Linked DNA regions of Homo sapiens: region 1 is linked to region 2. A link is a loop called in an ENCODE intact Hi-C map of the cell type or tissue named here. Cell type or tissue: Caco-2. All regions are shown on one strand. Links, peaks and the distances in the headings refer to the core of each region. The heading gives the core; the rest is flanking DNA.

The links. A loop is a pair of places that touch in the nucleus more often than their neighbours do. Peaks named below come from ENCODE experiments on the same cell type or tissue, not always from the same donor. Only the 100,000 strongest peaks of a DNase experiment are listed, where the experiment ranks them.
Region 1: it touches region 2 in a loop (6-fold over the local background); 1 of 110 quality-filtered maps calls a loop at or near these places.

What each region holds. Positions count from the first base shown.
Region 1 is chr10:91,588,811-91,593,826 of GRCh38, reverse strand. The region is part of intron 1 of HECTD2-AS1 (HECTD2 antisense RNA 1); the gene reads left to right. Among named protein-coding and RNA genes, the nearest start is that of HECTD2-AS1, 20 kb to the left of the region's middle. RefSeq lists an enhancer at 1,861-5,016. In Caco-2, for the core only: no CTCF peak of the experiment used is centred there; a DNase peak (open chromatin) is centred at 2,296.
Region 2 is chr10:91,289,992-91,295,007 of GRCh38, reverse strand. No RefSeq gene overlaps it. Among named protein-coding and RNA genes, the nearest start is that of PCGF5, 72 kb to the right of the region's middle. In Caco-2, for the core only: no CTCF peak of the experiment used is centred there; no DNase peak of the experiment used is centred there; H3K27me3 peaks cover 157 bases.

The DNA of each region.
Region 1 (5,016 bases), core at 1,118-3,617, 300 kb before region 2:
CTTTAATGTCATGTGAAGCTCTCACTAAGAGATCCCCAGGGGACCTGGCCCATCTCCCTTCTCATATTTACTCAGGGGCATGCGTTCATGGAGTATAATGTCTGGTGGAGTCAAAGCATCGTTTTAAAGTCTCTCTTCTTCCCTCTCTTTTCTCTCTGTCTCCATCTCCACTCCCCCAGGTGCATACAGTTTGCTTGGAATAGGAAGGAACTCCACTGTGCTATAAACACCTGCCTGCTCTGTGCCAAGCCCTGGGGCGTCGAACAAGTCCTGCTCTGTCAGTATCAATTCCTGTCCTCTCCGACCTTTCTGTCGGCACTTTCTCTGGGCTCTCATCTCTGATTGTCCTTGGTGGCTCTTGCTGTTTTTTTGATTCCTAAAGTTGACTATATACCTTTCACTGTAGAACGTGTTTATTGATCAGTTAGGCCTTGGGGTAATCTGGCTTTCGCCCAGGCTCTGTTGAGAGCCATGCTATTTTAGAATTGATGATGATAGCCGCAGACTCCCCTGCTCTGCTGTGATGCTGCAGGAGATCTTCCTTCCCAGTGTCCTGGGCCTGTTCTTACTGGCCTTTTTAGAAACTAAGTCTTTTCTCTGTATTTCCATAAGTTCCTGCTTCAGGACTAGTGTTTCTCTGCTAAGCACAACTTTGGACATCCTTTCTCAGTAATCTTCCTGGAGCTATAATAAACCAAGTTGTCTGATGCTCATTGCTTTATCTAAGCTGGGAGAAGTAGGGGAATAAGGCTTTGCCTTAAGACAGCATTTGAATATTGACCCTGCCTCTAGTTGTGTCACCCAGCACAAATTCTTTAGCCTCTCTGAGCATCTCCAGAGACTCCACTGTAAAATGGAATTGCATTACCTACCTTGGAGGTTATTACAGGGAATAGAGTTAGACAAAAGGGCCAGGCAGGCACAGATCTTCAACACCTGTTAGCTGTTAACTATTACCTCATTCCGTGGGGGCAGGGGTGGGTTAGGTGAAATGTGGGACAGCTGCTTCTACTCAGAATGTTTGTAGCCATTGCTTCTCTTCCTTTGTATGGCTAGTCTGGTTTTGTTTTAGACCAAGGCAAAGTGCAGCGGTGGAGGCACACCTGGGCTCAGGTTCCCATCCTGCCACTCAGTTGATGCCACCCTTGGGTAAGTCTCTGGTCTCTCTCAGCTGCAGTTTTCTTATTTATAAAATGAGGGTAATATTTTCCAACCCCCTGATTATTGGAAGAGTAGGAGATAAGGTATGTAAAGTGGTCAGTTCAGTGCCTGCCTTGAAAATCACCACCTGATACTGGGTGTGCCGTCTCCTCTCAGATCATAAGTTCTTTGTGGGAAGGAACATGTCGGTGTCACTCCTGGCTCAGTGACTGGCATGAAGAGAGGCCTCAGCAGCTAGCAACGGATCAAACAAATAACTTGTCTCTCCCTAGTTCTCAGAAGACCCTGTTTGAAGGCTGTAACATTAAGGTCCCGTAGCAATTTAAAAGATAAACAAACCCGAAATAGGCTCCTACGGCATTAAATAGGGCAACTTTCAAATGGGTCATGATGGAAAAAACAAAAATTTCAACTGTGTTATGTAAAAGGCTCACAGGACTTGGTTCACATAAGAAAAAAGCTCTGGAAAATTGTACTTGGGATTTCAAACCGAAGGCAAATACATCTGTGGTGAAAAAATATTACACATGATTTGCTAAAATTTTTTAGACAAAAACCAGCGTTTTAAATAAAAACACTATGATCATAGCATCCCTGTAACTGTTATTCTGGGACATAGTTTCCTCTTTTCCAAAGTTTGAGGTCTGGGCTAGATCTAGGGGCCTCGCAGGCTTTGACAAGATGTTTGGATTTTTCCCAAAACACAGAGAGAAGCCACTGGAGTTTTAAGCAGGAGTAGGCTGTGATTGATTTATGTTTTTAAAAGCCTGGCCTTTTTCTCATTTCACCCTGCTACCCGATGACCGTTCTCCATCCTGCCTCCATTCTGCCTTCTGCGCTGTATGCCCCGTCGGTTTCTCTTTCCACACCATTTCTTCCCCAACCCAAGTCACTCGGGCCCACGGCAATGGCTTCTTCCTCTTTGCTCACAGCATTTGCTGGGATCTCATGCACACTCGGCCCCATGACATTGCATGCTATTATTAGCTTCTGCATATGTTAGTTAATGAATTAATTCAGCAAGCATGTGTTGAACAGCTGCTGCATGTCAGGCGCTGTGCTAAGGGCAAGGGATAGATGCAATTAGGACACGTTCCCTGCTCCCAAGTAGCCTGGAGTCTGGGAGCAGGGACAGCTATGTAAACAGTGATAAGCGTGGCAAGGTTTTTATGGGATCTGAGATAAGAGACCTCTAACCAAAGGGGGAGACAGAGAGGGTAGGGTGGGGAGGGTTAGGGGAGACTTCCGGATGAAAAGAGGTTGGGACTGAATCTTCAAGGCTGACTAGGAGTGGCAGGGAGGGGTGGGCGCAGAGGGGTCAGGTTGAGCAAAGGCATGAGGCAGAAACAGGTGAGAAATTGCAAGCAGTTCATTGTTGATGCAGCATTTAATGAAAGGCTGAGAAGCATAGGAGATACGACTGGAAAGCAAGGGAGAACAATGCAACACAAAACAAACACAACCCAACACCCAGGATGTCACTGTTCAGATCCAAGGAATTCTGGATCTGAACTAGGGAAAAGCCCCAGCGTGGGATATAGGAGGCCAGAGCTGTTAGTCATTTATTTATTCATTGAAGTACCATCCTGGGGATACTGCAGTGAGCAAAACTGGAGGGGTCTCTGCCCTGAAGGAGCCTGAGGAAGCCCTTGGGAAAGAGCCCAGACCTAGCCTCAGGGCTTAGGAAGCCTCCCTGGAGGTGGTGTCCTCTGGTCAGTTCTGACAGTGGGCTTCATGGAGTTGAAGGGGTAGGGAGTGAGAAAGCCACCATGCAAAAGAGGTCATGGTGGCCCACCTTTCCCTTGACCCACCCCCAGCCTTCCAGGCCCAAGAAAGCAAGCCACAGATGTGGGCTGGAGACGGGGGATGGAAAGGAGGCCAGAGAGAGGCCTACAGAGCCCTCCTTCCTGACTGTTTTGCTGCCTCCCCAGTCATCTCCTGGAACATGGGCCTGTTTTGTAAACATAGCGAGTCAGCCCAAATATGTGGGGTTTGGCTCTGGCTTGGCCAACCCAGCTCACTAAGCAAATAGTGAGGGATTCTTTCCCCCATTTCTTCCTAAACTAAATCTTCTCTGGGTGCATACTTTACAGAACGCCAGCAAACTGCAGTTTGGCGTCCTTCCCAAGGAAGAAAAACATCTCCTCAGATTTTCCACATGCCCTCCCCATCCTGCGGGTCCAGTGCCAAGACTTGGCTGGGGATAGGGCTGCTGCTGCTCCGGGGAAGGGCGGCCATGGGGGAATGTGCCACCACCCCAGGGGAGAAGCATGGGCCAGAATTTCAGGAGATAGTGGGAGAGTGGGAAATAGGTGTGTAGTTGGTTGGGGGCAGGAACCTATGCAGATAGCAGCACTGCTAGGAACCATGCTGGCACCAGCAGACCCTGGAACAGCTCATTAATGTTGACAAAGCACCTTCTCATCTCATTTGATCTCCCAACAAATGCATGAGACAGGTAGAGCACATGTGATTACCCTTCCCATATAACCAATGAGTTAACAACTTGAAATTGGCTTGACCCAAGTTAGAATTCCATCTCTGCCATTATGTGACCTTGGGCAAGGCGTGAAATCTCTTGCAGCCCCCTCTCTCTATTAGGGATAATAATAGTACTTTCCCCAGTGTTGTGTTGAGGGTTAAATGAGATACTGTGAGCGAGGAGCCCGCTCCATGCCTGGCCCTAGCAGGTGCTGCCCTGGTTCTATTGTAATGGCTGGACAGGTTACCTGACTCCTCTGCGTACTGCTGGCACTGTGACCCAAGTGTTTTGACTTTCAGCACAGCCTTTTATATTGCCTCAGTCAACCCCATGCCCACCAGGCCACTCCTTACTCTGTCCCCTGTCCCTCTCACCTCCTCACTTCCCCCTCCTTCCTTCTCCCCCACACTCCCCCAGCAGAAGATATTGCAAGCTTTGAGGTTGCCCATGTGCTTTCAGCTCAGAGATCTATGCTGACAGCTGAGGGGTCTGTAAGTCCACCAGGGCAGTCCTTAAGTTCAAATTCTTGCCCTACTCTGTGGCAACAAGTGACCCTAGAAACTGCATAATGGGTGAAACTTAAGCTTCAGAACATGAGCCCCAGTTCACAGTCTGCCTGTTTCCTCTTATAGTCAAGGGCGAGCATCCAAATGCCCCTTCATTTATCATTGTCATTGCCACTCTGAAAGGTCAGAGCGCATTCCTCTCATTGCCTCCAGACACTTGGCTCTGGGCTGTGATTAGACTTGGAGGCTGAGCCTTGCATGCAGTCGGCACTTACGAATGTTTGTAGAGGAGGAGTCAGGTCCTGCCCTTGCCAGGGCCTGGAGGGTCTATGTTATGACAGCTTATGGAAAAACAGCATTTTCTCATCTTGGTCAGCTCAGTGGCTCCTTTGTCATAGACCCAGATTGTTTCCCTAATGAAAACTCAACAACTTTTATAACTGTTTCCTCTGCCCTCTTCCCTTAGAATTCTCAGGCTCATTGTTGCTTCCTTAAGGGCCTGTCTAACCATCCCATTGAAAGTGACTCCTCCTGCCCCACCCAAGGCACTATCTCATCATCATTTTTTTTTCATGCTACTTCTTACTGTCTGAAGTTATTTCTTTGCTTATTGTCTTTGTGACTACAAAGCAGACACCATGAGAGCAGGACGTTGCTTGTCGTGGTCACTGGTATCCCAGTGCCTGGCATGCATATAGCTGGAACACAATAGTTATTAATTTATGGATAAGTGAAGCAACCTGAAGACCATGGAGGTTCAAAGTCTTCATTTTGCAGACAAGGGATCTCAGACCCAGAAAGCTTAAGAAACCTAGTGTCAATTCTCTTGCGCAGAGCCCTCTGCCATGAGCTCTTTCTCCAGGATAT
Region 2 (5,016 bases), core at 1,098-3,597:
ACAAAGTCTCTGCTTATATGGAGTTTACATCCTAGAGAGGAGAGAAAGATCATAAACAAGCAAATTAATCACTTACATTACTGAAGATTTTAAGCTAGAAATATAACATATTTTTGTCATAAATTTGGATAATACAGAGGAGTATAAAGCAAGAAGTAACAGTGACCTTCCCAAGCTCCCTCCAAGTCCTTCCTGAAAGGTAACCATTGTTGCAATTTAATGTGTAATTTCTACCACGTGTATGCAAACATGTACGTTGATTGTGGGGGAGGGATCACAATGTACATATTACATGGCAACTTGCCTTTTTCCTCCTTGGCCAGGTATTAGATGCAGCTTTCCTCATCAGAACATAGATCTACCACATTCTTTGCAAGGTCATAGTGTGAATGTATGAATCCATTCCTCTATTGGCAGGCATCTTGTTTCCATTTCCTTGTCATTACAAACACTGCTGCTGTGAACACTCTTTGTATTATGTCATTTGTAATGATAGCAGTATTTCTAGGAGATAGAATCCTTCAGCTGAAAGATCTGGGTCAAAGGGCATGCATATTAGATTGATTTTGCTGATGATGAATGCATTTGAAAAACACATAGGAGGGAAAAAGAGAAGAAGAGATGAGGACTCATAAAAAGTATCAGGAAAAGCAGTGCTTAGTAAAGAGTGCAAGCAGAGCAGGATGGGAGCAGAACTGACCACAGAATGTAATTATACAATCTCTTCATCGGCCTCCCATGAATTCCCCATAAATTCCATAGCTGGACAGTTATTTCATTTAAGCTCCACAAAAATACATGTCAATGGTCCTCATTTGGTACTATTTGCCTTAACTCATAGTATGTTTTATGGAAACCCAATAAGTGTTGGTCAAATTCAAGCCATGAAATATGTATTGAATTTATCCATACATTACATTGTATTTATTTAATTCAATCAGTAAATATTCCTGGAGTGCCTGCTATGTGTCAGACACTGTGCTGAACCCTAGAGATTCAGCCGTGAATCCAGTAGAGCCCATCAAACTCAACAGCCTAGTGTGGGAGAGAGTTATCAATCCAATCCTGGAGCATAAAGTTGCCAGTGTGACATGCTAAGAAGATATCTGATATTTACAAGAGCCTCTGATGGGAGGCTTGATCCAATTGTGAAGGCCAGGAAAGTTTTCTCTGAAGAAAGTTCTCCTGAGTTGAGTTGGGAAAGGTTTGCTTATTAGGTAATGATGTATAGGCTAAGACAGGAAGGGCTGCTTGGATTTACTTAGCTATGTAGATTAAGAGGGAGGTAGGAGGGGACCTGATCCAAGCCTCAGTACGGGGATAAAATTGGCAAGGATGGGGTGAAAGAAAGCCAGGTGGGTCTGGATGGAACTTATAGTTCATGACTAAGCATGAGACTTTGTGGAACAATGTCAGCTTCACTGGAGAAGCTGATGAGGACAATGAGATCCTTAAAGAACCTGACCCTAGCACAATATCCAGCACATAGTAGGAACTTTAAAAAGATTGATTAAAAGCACAAAGGAATGATAGCTCATGACTAATTAAGCCTGAGCATTGAGCAACCATGCAGATACACCCCTGAATTTGCAGGGCTTGAAGCAAGTGTACAAATGAAGCCCACACAGCATGTGCCTAAATATTTTAAAGTTGTATATAATGCCACATCCACAGCCAACCTCTGTTCTTACCCAGTGCCCTGCAGTGTGATCCCCAGAGAATGACGCTGGTGTTCTTCCCCTGGGCACTCCTGCTGCCTGTGAACTTGAGTGATTTCAAGGCAGGTGGGGCAGAAGGTGGCCCAGGCTCCCAGGTTACCTGGACCCACCTGGACCCACTGGACCTGGGATGGAGGCTGACTTATCAAGCTGCCCAGGAAGCCAGGGTTTCCTGAAACTGTCATCCAAGCAAAGGTGAAGTAGAAGGCACAGTGATCTGTCCGCCTGGACATCCACTTGGGGTGATTTGGGGTATGTGACTTGAACCAAATGGCAGCCCTTTTACATTTCCCAGGGCAAAAACCATAATCCTTCACTTCCCCTCCCTACAGCCTCCTGTGGCCTGAGAGGCCCAATTGGATGGCATGTTCTCTTGCCCCAGTCTAGGGGTGGTGTTGATACTGAAACTGTTTCTGGATTAATAATAGCATCATTGAATTTATAGTGTAGGAGAGTTACTGCTCATATTATTCACTCAGGTCCTTCTTTTTTCTGGAGACCTCCCATGGGCCAGGCCCAGCCGGGACAATAGGGTTGAACACCAAGTCCTGGTCTGTGTGCTCAGGGAGCTTGCACTGTGGCTGGGATGACAGATTCTACACAAGCAGTTGCAATTGAGATGAGTGTCACGAGAAGGGAAGTCCAGGGTGAAGAAGAGGGGAAGCTACCTACCCATGGTCACAGGGCTAGTCCAGTGAGTGGCTGAACTATGAATAAAGCCCACCTTGGTTGGACTCCTGGATCCTTTCTCACCTCCCCATCACTGCACCATTCAACCCGGAGCTATGGGGCCGCCTTGGAGGGGAACTCCAGTGGCAGCTCCCGGACGCCCCTCAGTGAGCACATCTTGAAGAATCACAGACACCGTCCTCGGGCTCTTTCCATCTCACTTCTGGGTCAGCCCAAAGGGGAAAACTTCCCCAAACACATCCTGCCCCTTCAGCAAGTGCTCTCCAACTGCTTCCATGTGGGGAGCTTGAGAAAGGAAGGGCGTTTGATGCCGGTAGGCAGTACTGACCAGCCCAGAACAGCTGGCACCGACTCCGTGGTCGGGGCAGAGCCCTCTGCATTTAGATCAGCAGCAGATTTGGCCCATGGTGCGTCGGACAGAGCTTCACTCTCCCTCTCTACAGGCCAGCCCTCGGCTCTCAGGGGTGGCTGTTCTGAAAGACCCTGGACTGGACACCGCAAAGCAGAGCATGGGTGGCTCTCTCTTCATCTGCTTTTGCCATCAGGAGCTGGATTATGCTTGAAGGGCTGTATGTCCTCTTGCATCTGGACGAGGTAACCATAGAGAGAGCCATGTTTTCCTGGGAGCCTGGACAACCTCTGTTCCTCTGGCCATGAAGGTGGAAGAAATGCAGAGGGAGAGTCTGCTCAGATCTAGTGATAATAAAGTGTCCAGGGGCTCTGGTTGCCTGGATGGCTGGGACTCTCTTTCCAGCTTTCAAAGATATAGTCCAGGAACTAAGGAGAGAAATCTTAGGCAGAGGCTTTGTGCGGTGTGAGCTGTGCTGTGAACACCGTTCCTTCAGGCAGAGGGGTGGAGGGTGCTGTTCCCTTCTCCCAAACGAGTGGGAGTGGGGCTTCAGCAGCACCTTAGGAAGGCTTGACATGTGTGACTGCAGTTAAAGGAGGCCTTGCCCGGAGTCAACGGACCCAGAGGGATCTGAAGACTAGAGGCTGTGCCCTCGGCCAGAGGCATGGGACAGAAGAAGGGAGAGAGAGCATGGCTGCTGCGTGGATAAACACAGACTCTTCTTTGAGAATGGGTCAGTGTTGCTTGACTCTTGGGAATGGTGTGAGGACTTGCAGTTGGAATATCAGTCAGGAGCCACTTAAGAGGAATCCTGCCCAAGATGGTGGCCTATGGGAAGAGCACATCCCTGTAGAAAGAGGCTGTGGGCTCTAACCCTGGAATAGGTGAGGGTTATGGGAAACTGCCCACTGAGATGGAGGCATGGCCCCTGGCAAGGTGAGTGGCAGCTGAGAGTCAGGGAGAGGACCCTCCAGAAAACCAAGAAAGATTTCTGAGAGCTTTAAATATCAGGCAGGCCCAGATGGCCTGGAGCTGGTTTACAACCTCCTCTGCTTTCCATTCACCTTCCTCCCCAACCTTGTACCACAACTAGGAAGGAGAGGAGAGGGAGGGCAGCAGAAAACGTCCAGGGACTGCTGAAGTTTTATCAGTGGAGAGGGTCTGTGAGAGGCACAGATAAAACAAGCAAATGTTTTAATTATGTCTTTTGGGTTCCGTTAGTTCAGTGTTGCGTTTACATTTGTGGCACATTGGCTACTTGGGAGAGATTATGGGATTTACCCATACTGCAGAAGGTCAGTGGTGGAACCGAAACTGGAATTCATGGCTATGCCACTCCAGTGCCGGTGACAGGGCAGGAAGTGCAAAGGGCTCTGGAGGGGAGCAGGCAAGAACCACCTCTGGGGAGGGCGGAGAGTGGGTGGCACTGAAGAAGGCATGGCAAGGCAGGTGCTGGGGCTGGGCGTCACTGGAGGGGTGAGGGGCTGAGCTGGGGTGCTTGGCAGGGCAGCTGGTTCTGTGGGGAGCCCCTGGATAGGGCTAGTGGAAAAGGCTTTTCAGAATCCTTTCTCTCCTTCTCTCCACTCTCATCTAGAGCTTCACCCATGACCTAAAAACTCAGGTTACATTGAACTGAGGTCCCGTGCACCGGGCTGAGGCACAGAGGACCCCACTCGTCTCCATCAGCATCTATTTTCATCTTAAGCACCAACGGCACTGCCCTGGGCTCCTTGCATTGTTCGCTTTTCACCTGGACTACTGCACTAGGCTTTTTATCTGTTTCCATTTCTATCCTACCCCTACTCCCTGACAGTCTATTTTCCACCAAGCTCCCAGCGTGATCATTTAAAAATATAAATAAGATGATGTCAGTTCCCTGTTTAAAAAATCCTCTTACTGTGCTCGGAATAAAATACCAGCTTTTAAATATGGCCTGAAAGTGTCTCCGCGACCCGGCCCTACCTCTTTCTGCAGAGTCCTCTCCCAGCCCTCCTCCTGCTTCCCACTCTGGCCACACTGGCCTTCTGCAGGTCGCTGGGCTGCTGGAGCAGTCATCGCAATGATAACTTTTTCTCAGGAATATTCTTCCCCCTGCCCTTTGCCTGGCTAGCTCCAGCTTATCTTTCGGGTCTCAGCTTCAATGCCATTTTCTTAGAAAGGTCCTCTCATTCTCATCATGCTTATTCTCTTCAGAACATTCACCACCAGTCTTTTAATTATGTGTTTATTGTATGTGTTTACCATACAATACTACAAGCT